Linked DNA regions of Homo sapiens: region 1 is linked to region 2. The links are chromatin contacts, found by Hi-C or POLR2A ChIA-PET in ENCODE. All regions are on one chromosome and are shown on one strand. Each heading gives the region's core, a stretch centred on a gene start or an enhancer-like site at or near the end of the contact. The rest is flanking DNA. Distances are from core to core; before and after follow the strand shown.

Evidence for each region. A loop is a pair of places that touch in the nucleus more often than their neighbours do. ChIA-PET counts read pairs that join two places held with the same protein, here RNA polymerase II (POLR2A).
Region 1: a map of PC-3 shows a loop between it and region 2 (4-fold over the local background). The contact joins two enhancer-like sites. A Hi-C loop is called at or near these places in 1 of 168 maps with a recorded cell type or tissue (PC-3). POLR2A ChIA-PET finds 5 or more read pairs at or near these places in 1 of 52 experiments (activated naive CD4-positive, alpha-beta T cell).

The regions. Positions count from the first base shown.
Region 1 is chr12:106,285,976-106,292,659 of GRCh38, reverse strand. No RefSeq gene overlaps it. Among named protein-coding and RNA genes, the nearest start is that of TCP11L2, 13 kb to the left of the region's middle. RefSeq lists an enhancer at 3,935-4,229. Within about 2 kb of position 4,064, at least 6 of the 41 ENCODE cell types and tissues checked have a DNase peak (open chromatin) inside an H3K27ac peak, as active enhancers do; they include PC-3, where a contact is called at or near this core.
Region 2 is chr12:105,212,485-105,219,288 of GRCh38, reverse strand. It overlaps APPL2 (adaptor protein, phosphotyrosine interacting with PH domain and leucine zipper 2), which reads left to right. Exons shown (of 21, transcript NM_018171.5): 3 at 1,564-1,623; 4 at 2,149-2,220. Among named protein-coding and RNA genes, the nearest start is that of APPL2, 20 kb to the left of the region's middle. Within about 2 kb of position 4,493, at least 10 of the 41 ENCODE cell types and tissues checked have a DNase peak (open chromatin) inside an H3K27ac peak, as active enhancers do; they include PC-3, where a contact is called at or near this core.

The DNA of each region.
Region 1 (6,684 bases), core at 2,815-5,314, 1.1 Mb before region 2:
CTTTTGGGCAAAGTCGTTCTCATACTTGCTCCATAAAAGGGGAAAATACAGGTATGGGAGTTCCTCTTCTGGAGTACAGATCTGAGGCACATGCAGCTATGCCCTAACCCAAATACACCTCTTGGTCATGGGTGACGAGAATAGGAGATACTTCTGCCTGTGCATTGGAGCCTGCAGTGAGCAATGCTTGCTCGTGTTTGCCCCAAAACCTTTTTCAGACAATAACTCTTTATATCCATCTTTGTTTCTTTATTTTTTATTTATTTATTTTTTTAATTTGAGACGGAGTCTTGCTCTGTTGTGCCCAGGCTAGAGTGCAGTGGCACGATCTCGGCTCACTGCAACCTCCACTTCCCGGGTTCAAGCAATTCTCCTGCCTCAGCCTCCAGAGTAGCTGCGATTACAGGTGCCCACAACCACACCTGGCTAATTTTTTGTATTTTTAGTACAGATGGGGTTTCACTATATTGGCCAGGCTGGTCTCGAACTCCCGACCTCAGGTGATCCTCCCACCTTGGCCTCCCAAAGTGCTGGGATTACAGGTGTGAGCCACGGTGCTGGGCCTATATCCATCTTTAAATTAATCTATGTTATTTTGCACGGTGCCTGTGACATAGTAGTTTCTCAGTGCTGTATATACTGATTGGTAAGAGGACGTTACAGACACACTTCTAAATACTGGCTGGGAGTGCGGGAAGTTAGTTGGCAGGGACAATCACTGATTAGGAGGGAAGTTAACTCTGACGAACTTTGACTATAACTTCCTTTTTCCTTTTTTCTTTCTTTCTGCTTTGCCTGAAAATTAGGAAATAGACAAGGTAGTCAGAGGGGTCAGAGAGCTAATGGTGAAAATTAAGAAGAAAATATATTCCCTTCTCTCTGCTTAAATTGCAAAGGGATCTCTGTCCCTTTAAAGAAAATCAAAAGCTATATGACCGCAGAGATTCTTGAGGAAAATCTACATAGTTTTTCTGGAGACACGATAAGCTGAAACAAACTCCAGGCAAACCAAGAAAGATGAAGAATCATTTAGGACTACCCAGAATTCTGCAAAGTACGGTGATTAAGCAGTGTTTCAAACAATTACAGTCATGGTTGCTTAATGATCAGGATACACTCTGAGAAAGGCATCATTAGGTCCTTGTGCAAACATCACAGAGTGTGCTTACGCAAACCCAGGTGGCATAGCCTACTACACACCTAGGCAATATGGTCTAATCTATTGCTTCTAGGCTACAAACCTGTACAGCACGTTACCATACTGAATATTGCAGGAAATTGTAGTAACACTATGGCAAGTATTTGTGTGTCTAAACATATCTAAACATACAAAAAGTAGAAAAAATATGGTGTAAAAGATAAATTATGGTACATGTATCTAGGGCAGCTACACTGTAATCTTATGGGACCACCATCAAATATACTGTCCACTATTGACTGAAACAGTTATGAGATGCATGACTGTATAATTATTTACAAAGACACATAACAACATAAACATTTCTTTTGGGGAATAGTAGCAGGGTTGGGAAAAATAGCATACAGGCAGTGGAAAGAGGGTAGATTTATTAAAAAAAAAATCAACCTTCTGTTTGAATTGCAGCACTACTATCTAAATGCTGAAGGATTTTAGGCAAGCTGCTTAACCTTTCAAAGTCTGAATTATCTTGTCCATAAAATGAGAATGATCAGGCCTAACTAATTGGGAATCCTGTGAAAGTAAAATGAAATGAACATATGTAGACTATGTGCCAGAGAGTGACTTATCTACTTCCTTTACCTGCTGGTCACACAGCCTCCCTTATGGTTAGATATTGACTTACTACCGGATTTACTGGATTCTGGCCAGTGAAATAGGAGGGAAGTGATGGATGGATCTTCACTCACTTTCTTGGGACTCCAGATTCATTTTTTGTGTGTGACAGGGTCTTGCTCTGTCACCCAGGCTGGAGTGCAGTGGCACGATCATAGCTCACTGCAATCTTGAACTCTTGGGCTCAAAATATCCTCCTGCCTTGGACTCTTGAGTAGCTGGGACTACAGGTACATGCCACTGTGTCCAGCTAATTTATTTTATTTTATTTTATTTTTGTAGAGACAGGTTCTTGCTTTGTTGCCCAGGCTGGTCTCGAACTGCTGAGCTCAAGTGATTCTCCTGCCCCAAGCCTTTAAAAGTGCTGGGATTACAAAGGTGAGCCACCGCACCTGGGTGCCCTGGACAAAATTGTACCAATAAAATTGATACCATCACTGTTTCATTTATATATCTGGTTACATCTCTTCCTCCCACTGGACTCTGCGCAGATAGGTAATCTTCTTCATGGCTGTCTTTCTAGTGCCTGATGTGGTGTCTGGTACAAAATTTGGTTCTTCATAAATATTTTGTAAATAAATAAACAAATGAGCTACCCCAAAGCTGAGTCTTGAGGGGTGAGTTAGCTAGAAGAAGAAAGGGAGTCAGAGTGTTCTAGGTAAGGGGACAGAATGACAAAACTCAAAGAGGTGAGAAATGGCAGTGTGTACCTAGCGGGGAAAAGCCAGACTTAAAGAGCAAGAGGGATGATACATTTCGCATTATTTAGTTGATTTCTCTTTGTATAAGTCTCGCCAATCTAGTTTTTTCTTAATCCCATTGAAAACGAGGGGAAAAAAAGGCCAGGTGCGGTGTCTCACGCCTGTAATGCCAACACTTCGGGAGGCCAAGTCAAGCAGATCACTTGAGGTCAGGAGTTTGAGACCAGCCTGGCCAACATAGTGAAACCCTGTCTCCATTAAAACTACAAAAAAATTAGCTGGGCATGGTGGCTGCTGCCTGCAACCCCAGATACTTGGGAAGTTGAGGTAGGAGAATCACTTGAACCCGGGAGGTGGAGGCTGCAGTGAGCCAAGATCGTGCCACTGCCCTTCGGCCTGCGCAACAGAGCAAGACTCAATCTAAAAAAAAAAAAAAAGGGAGAGAGAGAGAGGAAGAAAAGAGAAAACTAGCTTTTGGTGTAATATTCAGGTCCTGAAGCAGTGGTTTTATACATTGGTATATCTTAGATATTCCTGCCCACCATGCTTCTGTTTTCATATTTCTCAGGATTTCTCAAGGAGATGAGAGAAAGCCACAGAGACCGATGTTTCTGCTTCCATACCACTTCCCTGAATCATGGACTCCATATCTTGCTCTCTTCCTCCTCTCATCATGTGTCATGTCACATACCTACTCAAAAACCATCAGTGGCTCCCCATTACTCCCAAGTAAAACTCAAACTTCAAGGCCTTCATTGATTGGGAAGCAACCAATTCTTTCTGCCTTATCTTCTAGCAAGCTTTCTCTAGTTATAATGATTGTGCAACAAATTAGTCCCTAAACTTAGTGGCACAAAACAACCTTTCATTATGCTCACAGATTCTTGTGTATCAGGAATTTGAACAGGATTCAGCAGGGAAGGCTTATCTCTGCTCCACAATGTCTGGGACCTGACCTAGAAGACTTGAAAGTGGAGGGTAAGAGTCACTGGAAAATCTCCACACTTGTGGTGGTGGTTGATGCTGGGAAGACTCCAGTAGCTGGGCCTCTGAGGCATCTCTCCATCTCGCTATGTGGCCTTTCCACGTAGTCTCTGCAGCCCAGTAGCTTCAGGGTAGCTGGAATTCTCACACATGGGTTCCCAAAGCACATGTTATGAGAGCATGCCAGGTAGAAGTTGTATCACCTTTTCTAGCCTGGCTTCAGAAGTTGTGAAGTGTCATTTCCACTACATTCTCTTAATTAGAAGCCTGTCATTAGAGTCGGCTCATATTCGAAGGGAGGGGCATTAGACTTTACCTTTTGTAGGAAGTGTCAAAGAATTTGCAGACATGCTTTAAAACTACAGTGGTTCCCCCTTATCTGTGGTTTCGCTTTACAAGTTTTCAGTTACTTGCTGTCTACTGCAGTCTGAAACTATTAAATGGAAAATTCCAGAAATAAACAATTCATAAGTTTTAAATTGTGTGCCATTCTGCGGAGCATGATGAAATCTCGCCCCATCTTGCTCCAACCCGACCAAAACATGAATCATCCCTTTGTCTAGCATATCCATGCTGTGTACACTACATGTGAGTCACTCAGTAACCCATTAGATTGACTGTGGCAGTATTGCAGTACTTGCGTTCAAGTAACCTTTATTTTACTTAATAATGGCCCCAAAGCACAAGAGTAGTGATCCTCACATATTGTTATAATTATTCTATTTGATTACTAATTATTGTTGTCAATCTTTTACTGTACCTTATTTATAAATTAAACTTTTTCATAGGTATGTATGTACAGGAAAAAACATAGTCTGTATAGGGTTTGGTGCTATCCATGGTTTCAGGCATCCATTAGGGGTCTTGGAATGTATCTGCCACAGATTAGGAAAGACTACATACCACAAAACCCCACCATTATTTGTCACACTTTAGGAATGCTAAAACACTTATTGATACCTAAATTTGGGGTCCTGGTTTTACTTATACACTACTCTTTTCTCACGGTATCTTTCACCCCATAAATCTATCTATCTCCCAAATTTCTACTTGCCATTTAAGATTCAGCTCAGATGCTACCATGCAACCTGTATCATAACCTTCCACGGCTCCACCTTTGGAAGTAATTATGCCCTTCTCTGTACTCCCCACAGACCTCAGTTTCAATTTCCCCTGGGTGACCTGAATACATATTTGTTGAATGGATAAATAGAATAGGATAATAAAATCTTAGGTGTGAAAGTGACATTAAGTGCTACTGAGAACATCCTTTTTGAGTTTATTTATTTCTATTCATGTCTGTTCCTCCTTTAGATTTTTAGTGTCTGGAAGGCAGGGACCAAATTTCACTCACCTCTGTAACCACCCCCCAGCCCAACCTTTAGTTCTTCCAGCAGTGATTTGGCCTAGTAGGTCTTCAAAGAAAGTCAGTTAAAGGAAGAAACCTACCTCCCAACACACACACCCCCTGCAATGCACATTTGACTAATTTGCTATTTCTTTACTAATCAGGTAATATTTGGTTTGAGGCAGGTTGGAACAGTTCGAAGAAATGATCTCCAAATGCTCTAAGAGCATAAAATGCTCTTAAACCACAAGAAGCCACAGGTCAGAATTAATAGTCTTTGTTATGGCTACCTTCCCACCAACAGCCACTTTTCTGGAGAAGATTGATGCTATTGTTTTAAACAGACCTGTGAAGGGTCACAGGTTGTAGCCTCATTCTCAGCCACCCTTCCTAGCCCCTTACCTGTCTTATTTTCTCTTCTGCAAAAGCAGAAATTTCTGGGCCACAGCAAGCAGATGAATCAAGATCATTTTGTGTATAGTCGATATCAGCACTTAAAAAAGCAACCCACTGTTGAGCAATTTATGATTTTTTTTTTTTTTGAGATGGCATCTCCCTTTGCTGCCCAGGCTGGAGTGTAGTGGCACGATCTTGGCTCCCTACAATCTTTGCCTCCCGGGTTCAAGCGATTCTCCTGCCTCAGTCTCCCGAGTAGCCGGAATTACAGATGCCCGCCACCATTCCCGGCTAATTTTTGTATTTTTAGTAGAGACAGGATTTCACCATGTTGGCTGGGCTGGTCTCGAACTCCTGGGCTCAAGTGATCCACCCACCTCAGCCTCCCAGTGTTGAGATCACAGGCATGAGCCATTGTGCCCAGCCCAATGTATGATTTATAAACAAACGACGTCCCAGTAATTATCAGGGATTCTTGGCAAGAATACCTAGTTGCACATAGGAAACTTAGTTCCTTAGGTGGCTCATAAAACACGATTCAAACAATAATGTCTTTGAAATACCAAATAGTTAAGCTGGGCGTGATGGCTCATGCCTGTAATCCCAGCACTTTGGGAGGCTGAGGTGGGTGGATCATGAGGTGAGGAGTTCGAGACCAGCCTGCCCAACATAGTGAAACCCCATCTCTACTAAAAATACAAAAATTATCCAGGCATGGTGGTGCGTGCCTGTAATCCCAGCTACTCGGGAGGCTGAGGCAAAAGAATCATTTGAACCTGGGAGGCGGAGGTTGCAGTGAGCTGAGATCGTGCCACTGCCTTCCAGCCTGGGCGACAGAATGAGACTCCGTCTCAAAAAAAAAAGAAATACCCAGTAGTTGCAATGAAAAAAAAAATGATACAATGCCAGTAATTAAACAAACCTGAAAAACAGTGAATATAGTTTTTCTAAAGAACTTCTTCAGCATGTTGATGTTTGGGGGGAAAAGCAAACTGAAGGAAAGAAAAATAAGAACATAGTTGGAGAATTTGGAAGTATATTTACTAAAGACTGACCCCATCCATGATTTGGATAATTAATTTACCTGGTTCATTTTTACATCTAACTCAGATTTTCAACTCATGTTTTACTCCTGGTCTCAGTCCACACAACCTTGTGAGTAGAAAATGAGGTCATACTTCCTTTTTGTATTCAAATTATGATGGCATGAGTGCATACCAGCTGTATTGCTGGAAATCAGTCTTCTTTAAACCATCCCGCAGTTAGTTCTGAGCACTCATGCATGTCTCTGAGTTTACAAACACTGCATGCCATTAACCTTGTTTGTCCTCTCTTACTCGGATTATCGCGTGTGCAGGTTTGCTGTGCATAGAGATGCTTAGACACCTTTGCCACTATGAGCCATAGGACAGCCAAGACTCATGGCAGACAATCTCTGGATA
Region 2 (6,804 bases), core at 3,244-5,743:
GTCAGGGAACAGGTTGGCCAGTTGTCTGCGAAGAGGGTCAAAAAAAGGTAGGACTTGGCTCTACTGTATTCTGCCAAATAGGACTGGGAAAAATAAAATAAGCTCCTGCAGAGCTCAGGACTTAGCCTTAAAGGAACAACAACCCCAGGAGAAATAGCCAGTGGAGGCCAAGGCCAAGGAGGTAGGCCAGTGTCCTCCCATCATCTGTGCCATGTCAGACCCAGTGGCTCTGCTCCTTAGGAATAAACCCTGAATCTTAAGCTTTAACTGAGCTTTAGAAATGTAAGGCAAGTTTTCTAGGCTGCCCACATCAGTGGTAGGAGGATAGTGGTAGAAAACCGCTGTGTAGCCAGAGATTAGAGGAATAAACAAGAGGAGAGGAAAATGAGCAGTACGGGCTGGTGAAAATGGCACAAAACAGGCCTCCCAGGGCATCGCAGCTCTTGAAGAGCAGTGTTTCCTCTGGTTTTCTGGGATACTTGGGTTTAGCTGTGCTTCTGTTACCATCCATCATTGCCAGCGAGTGTTCTAAGCCTGGTGGAATCTGACCTTGTCATATGCTGCTTCAGTCCCCACTGTGCTTCCAGTATGTGTGAGCCTGGGCCCCGGGGGCCTGCACACCTTCCCACTGCCTCATTCCCAGCCTGATATCACCTCCAAGCGCACAGCTCTTGCCCCAGCCACGCTCCACTTCAGAGCTGTTCAGACAGGCAGTGCATTTCTTCCACGTGTTGGCGCCTCCTGGAAAGCTCGTCCCCATGGCTGACTCCTAGTTTGTCTTCAGAACATCTGTTCCCTGGAGACTGTCTGTCAGAGCCTCCCAACACAGCCAGTATTTTTCTTTTGCAGTTCTCATCACACTTGTAACTATTTTTTTGATGCGTGCTTCCCTGAAAAGCCCCATGAGGACAGGGACTGTGCCCTTGTTGAATGTCTGGCACATTATAATTGCTCACTACATTTCTTTATGGACTGACTGACCAGAAGGAGCAGTCATTTGTAAAGGGTTAAAAAATAAAATAGCAAGCTTTAACCTTTTGATTTGTTTTGGTATTGTTTTCCAAATGTCTGAACAAAACATTTTATTATTTGACAGGCACACACATATGCTTTCTTCTTCTTTTTTCTTTTAGCTCCATATGGTGGAAAGGGATTTTTTTTTCTTTTATAATTTTTTTTTAGAGACAAGGTCTCACTCTGTCACCCAGGCTAGAATGCAGTGGCACAATGATGGCTTACTGCAGCCTCAACCTCCTGGGCTTAAGGGGTCCTCCCATCTTAGCCTCCTGAATAGCTGGGACTACAGGTGCATGCCATCCTGCCTGGATAATTAAAAATGTTTTTATTTTGCAGAGATGGAGTTTTGCTGTGTTGCCTAGTCTGGTCTCAAACTCCTGGTCTCAAGTGATCTTCCTGCCTCAATCTCCCAAAGTACTAGGATTATAGGTGTGCACCACTGGACCCAGCCAATATTACTTTTTAAGGGATTCTCAGAGATGGCATTTTTCAGTGACTATGTATACATTGGACTAATCTTACTTGCTTTTTCTCTTCTCTCCACAGAATGAGATGTGCCTGGCCACACAACAGCTTTCTAAGCAACTGCTGGCATATGAAAAACAGGTAACTTGGTATTTATGTGGCCTGTGATGCTGCTGTGTTCAGGACTTTCTTAAGTGGAATTATCCAGAGGCATCCTTAGAGACCTAAATTATTTGTTTCATTTTCTTCATAGTTTTTTTGTCCTGTCTTTTCCCTTCCACTGATGTATTGAAATCAGTGATTATCCCAAAGTCTTTATGAGGTATTCTAATTAGCCTCTAGAAGTAATTAACTGCCATTGAGGGTTCCAAGTCTCCAAGGAACTACAAGTGAATCAACATTAGCAATTCCAGGAAATAAACACTCAAATAAAGTCAAAAAATATGTTTGACAGAAAGGAATGGCCAGGGAGGGTCAGATGAGTGCACCCTGGGGGCAGGACAAAGGGGATAGCTGTGACTCCCTCTTCAGGTAGACACTTCTGATAGGACGTGCTCTTGGAGAAGAAAGGACGTCGGTGTGGAGGGTCGTGTTCTGCAGGTGATGCTTCGTGCTGAATTCCCCAGTATTCACTTAACACCTGCTTCTTTTATTCTTTGGTCTTAGAACTTTGCTCTTGGCAAAGGTGATGAAGAAGTAATTTCAACACTCCACTATTTTTCCAAAGTGGTGGATGAGGTAAGATAGCAACATAGAAAATTTGTATTTGATTCTTTCTCGAACTTTCTTTTGTTGTTATTTTGGCCCACTTTCCATTTTTAAATTTCTACTTAAATATCTGAGAAGGTATCTCAACTTCTTGATCTTACAAAGCTCCTTTCCTAGGAGAGGTTATACACTAACTATTAATGTTTGTTTCTGGTTTGAGGGGAATGGCTTCGATATATATGAAGAATAGACCAAAAGAAAGATTTCTGAGAATTCGGTTTCTAAAGGAGAGTATATTAGTTTCTCAGATTGCCATAGTAAATTACCATGAATATGTAGCTTCAAACAACAGAACTTTATTCCCTCCCAGTGTGCTGTAGGCCAGAAGGCTGAAGTCAAGGTGCTGGCAGGGCCACACTGCTTCCGTTGGCTCCGGGGAGAATCCTCGTGCATCTTTTGGTGGCTCCAGGTGTTCCTTGGCTGTGGCAGCATCACTCCAGTCTGGCTTTACATCCCCTCTACCCCCCATGTTTTTCCTCTTCTGTGTCTTCTCTTTTTATACAGGCACTTGGCATTGGATTTAGTGACAATCCAGGATGATCTCATTTCAGGATCCTTCATTACATCTGCAAAGACTCTTTTTTTCAAATATTCACATGTTCTGGGTGGTCATATCTTTTAGGGGAGGGTCACAGTTCAACCCACTACAAAGGGTTTATTTTTATATTTTTTTCTCATTTTTTAATTTTGTAGGGATGGCCTCTTGCTTTGTTGCCCAGGCTGGCCTCAAACTGTGGCCTCAAAGGATCCTCCTGTCTAAGCCTCCCAAAGTGCTGGGGTTACAGACATGGGCCACCATGCCTAGCTTACTACAAAGGGTTTAATACAACTGTTCTTATAGCTATATTTTACAGTACATTTGGAATATTTGTAAAAAACGAAACCAGGTATTATAGGAAAAGTGCATAAATTCTAATTGTAAAAAACATAAGAGCTCAGATGCTACTAGTGCTGGACAGAACTCTGCAAAATTAGGTAGATATAAATAGTTCCATCTTTTTTTGTTGTTTATAAGACGGAGTCTCGCTCTGTTTCCCAGGCTGGAGTGCAGTGGCGCAATCTCGGCTCACTGCAAGCTCCACCTCCCGGGTTCACACCATTCTCCTGGCTCAGCCTCCCGAGTAGCTGGGACTACGCCCGGCTAATTTTTTGTATTTTTAGTAGGGTTTCACCCTACTAAAAATCTTGGCCAGGATGGTCTCGGTCTTCTGACCTTGTGATCCGCCCACCTCGGCATCCCAAAGTGCTGAGATTACAGGCATGAGCCACCGCGCCTGGCCAAATAGTTCCATCTTTTAAGGAGTTTGAATACTCAAAAAATCATGATAAAGAATAAACATAAAGGAGTGTGCAGATGCCATTTAACTGACCAGTTATTGATCTGCAGTAGATACTGTCTTCAGTTTACAAAATGAGAAACTAACATTCATATAAAACTGTACTGATTGCATTTTCGTTTATTCAACAAACCAGTTCAACAAGCCATTATTTATTCAACAAACATTTATTGATGACCTCCTATTTAGCAGACGCTGTTCTAGGCACGGGGGATGTAAAAGTGAACACGTCATATGATTTTTATTGGGCTTTGTCCTCTACCCTACTAAACAGTAGGAAAAAGACAAACTCATTCTCTTTCTATACTTTCAGCACTCAGCACACTTTGGTCACCAAAATGTGTGGGTTTTCCCCACATCAAGCAATTCTGTGACACTAACTGGCTGTCCTACAATTTAACTCAATTCTGACATATCTACCTGGAGATAGCCTCAGATCCCACAAGTTAAGGGCATGATCCCGCCAGACTACCCCCTCCCCCACACTTCAGATGCCAATTGCAAGTCTAGGCCTCTGGTACTTCTGACAAACGAGCTATAAACTAGGGGTTCCTGCAACATCCCCCTGGGATTTGATTATTTTCTAGAATGGCCCACAAATCAGGGAAACACTTAAATTTACCTTTATTATAAAGGATATTACAGAGGACACAGATGAACAGCCAGATTAAGTGATACATAGGGCAAGGTACAGGGGAGGCGGCGTGGAACTTCCGTGCCCTCTCTGGGGACGTCACCCCTCTGGGCTCTGCCAGGTGTTTTAATGACCTGGAAGCTCTCCAAACCCTGCAGTTCAGGTATTTTTATTGGCAGCTTCATCACATAGATGTGATCAACCTCCAGCTCTCTCCCGTTCCTGGAAGATGGGGGCGGGGCTAAAAGCTCCAAGCTCATAATCGTGGTTTGGTGTTTCTGGTGACCAGCCCCTATCCTGGAGGCCACCAGGAGTTGCCTCATCAGAACAAAAGACACTCCCATCATCCAGGAAATTCCAAAGGATTAGGATCTCTGTGTCAGAAACTGGGGTCAAAGACCAAGTATTATAACAAAATATGCTCCTAGCACTTCTATTGATGAGGAAATTACAAGGGTTTTCAGAGCTCTATGCCAAGAACTGGGGGCAAAGACCAAATACATATTTTTTATTATATCATGATATCACATGCACTGCGTGGCTCTCTCTCAGATGTGTTGAAATGGATAAAAGATACATAGAAGATGTGATTATAGAGGAGCAAAAGTGATTTTTGGAAGGTTGGGGAAGAGTTTTCCTTAATGAACAGTAGAAAGATAACCCAGGGCGAGAAGCAATAGACTACACTCCTGAGTCACATGTTTGCTTGAGAAGAGAGTTGCTAAGGAAACGCGGTTAGTTGTCGAAACCCCAGAAGCAAGATTTCCAGTTTAAAATATTTACTTACAACCACGTTGTCATGGGCAGGAATGATGATTGTTTTAGTAGGGAGTGAATAGTTCCCAAAGGATGGAAGTATGGTTTTTATTTTTTTATTTTTTGAGACAGAGTTTTGCTCTTATTGCCCAGGCTGGAGTGCAATGGCACGATCTTGGCTCACCGCAACCTCTGCCTCCCGGGTTTAAGCAACTCTCCTGCCTCAGCCTTTCCAAGCAGCTGGGATTACAGGCATGCACCACCACGCCCGGCCAATTTTGTATTTTTAGTAGAGACGGGGTTTCTCCATGTTGGTCAGGCTGGTCTTGAACTCCTGACGTCAGTGATCTGCCCGCCTCAGCCTCCCAAAGTGCTGAGATTACAGGTGTGAGCCACCACGCCCAGCCAGAAGTGTGGTTGTTACAGGTAGTATCATGGCACCCTGGAAGAGTTAGCTCTGCAAGGAGTTTTCAAACAAACCTTTTGATGTAAAGACCCAGAAAGTGATAGCAGTTAGCCCAGGTGGGGCCTAAATCTGGGAAGAGGGGAGTAGCTGTTCTCTCTACCTGGGCCTAAACCAGGTTGAAAAAATTTTAAGGCAAGTTATTTGACTCAGAAATTACAGGAAAGTTCAACAAAAAGTAGAAATTTATGTGGCTTACACCTGATAGAATGCGTTGGAATGAGATCTTCCATGTTATAAGTCACACAGAGATTTCCACGCATGGTGATTTCCCTAAAAGCAGAGTTTCTGGACCACTTCTTTTGAGTGCACCTGAGACAGGATGTCATTGTCATTAGAGTCCACTGATTGAAGACCGAGCATATATGCCAGGCACTCTGCTCTGAGTGTGTCCTGTTCATGTCACTGTCTTGTCCTCACATGCCTTAGCCATGCAAGGAAGATGCTGTTGTCCCCATTTTCTATATGGTGATGCTAAAGTTGTGAGAGGTGATGCATTCCCCTTCCATTCTCCTGAGTGAAGGTGCTCTGGTTAGCAGTGATTATCCTGTACAACTCACAGCTCAAAAGCCCCATGTTAAAAGCTGATGACATAACCCCCTTAATTCTTGGGGAGAAAATGAGTAGCTGGGAAATGTACCATTTCTGTAGTGCATAACCATTGGAAAGACACTTAATCTTTCTGAGTTTTGGTTTCTCCATCTTATATGGCATCAGCAAGGCCCACTTAATTGGGCTATTATATTGATTGAATTAAATAATGTCTCTCAAAGCGTCAAGCACAGAGCCTGTTAACTGTTAATGAAAAACAGTACCTTTCTTATAGAAGTTATTCTGGAAAAGTAGTCATCACATTCTGTTCTGAAGGCATTTACTGGCATGGCTGTCTTCCTGTGTTACCCTCAAATACAGCTGCCATGCTTTGACTTGGTTGAGCGATAGGGAAAGTGTTAGCAGTTTGCCCCGGTGCTTCCTTGCCTGGCAAATGGTTGACCTTAGGCAAGTCTTTAAGCTTGTAAGAGTGGCCTCTGAAGCCACAGCCTCGAAGGACCAGATCTGTTGGGAGATGCGTGTGCAGAAGGTTGATGAATATGCGTGACTGCCAGCACTGCTAAAAGAAACTTTGCCACATGTTGAATCCAAAAGTGATTGCTGGGTGATTTCCCCTTAGTCACCCAGCAGGAATCCCAAAATATCTGGAAGTCTGTGGTCTAGTGGGAAGATCCCTTCCACTGTATTCATTGCCAACGTCTAGATTCCCAAACGTGAGCATAAAGGACAAATTCTGTATCCCAGGCTATGTAGTGGAAAGTAAACGAATCTTAGATCTCACCAGCCCCAGATTAAAAGCCCAGCTATGCTGT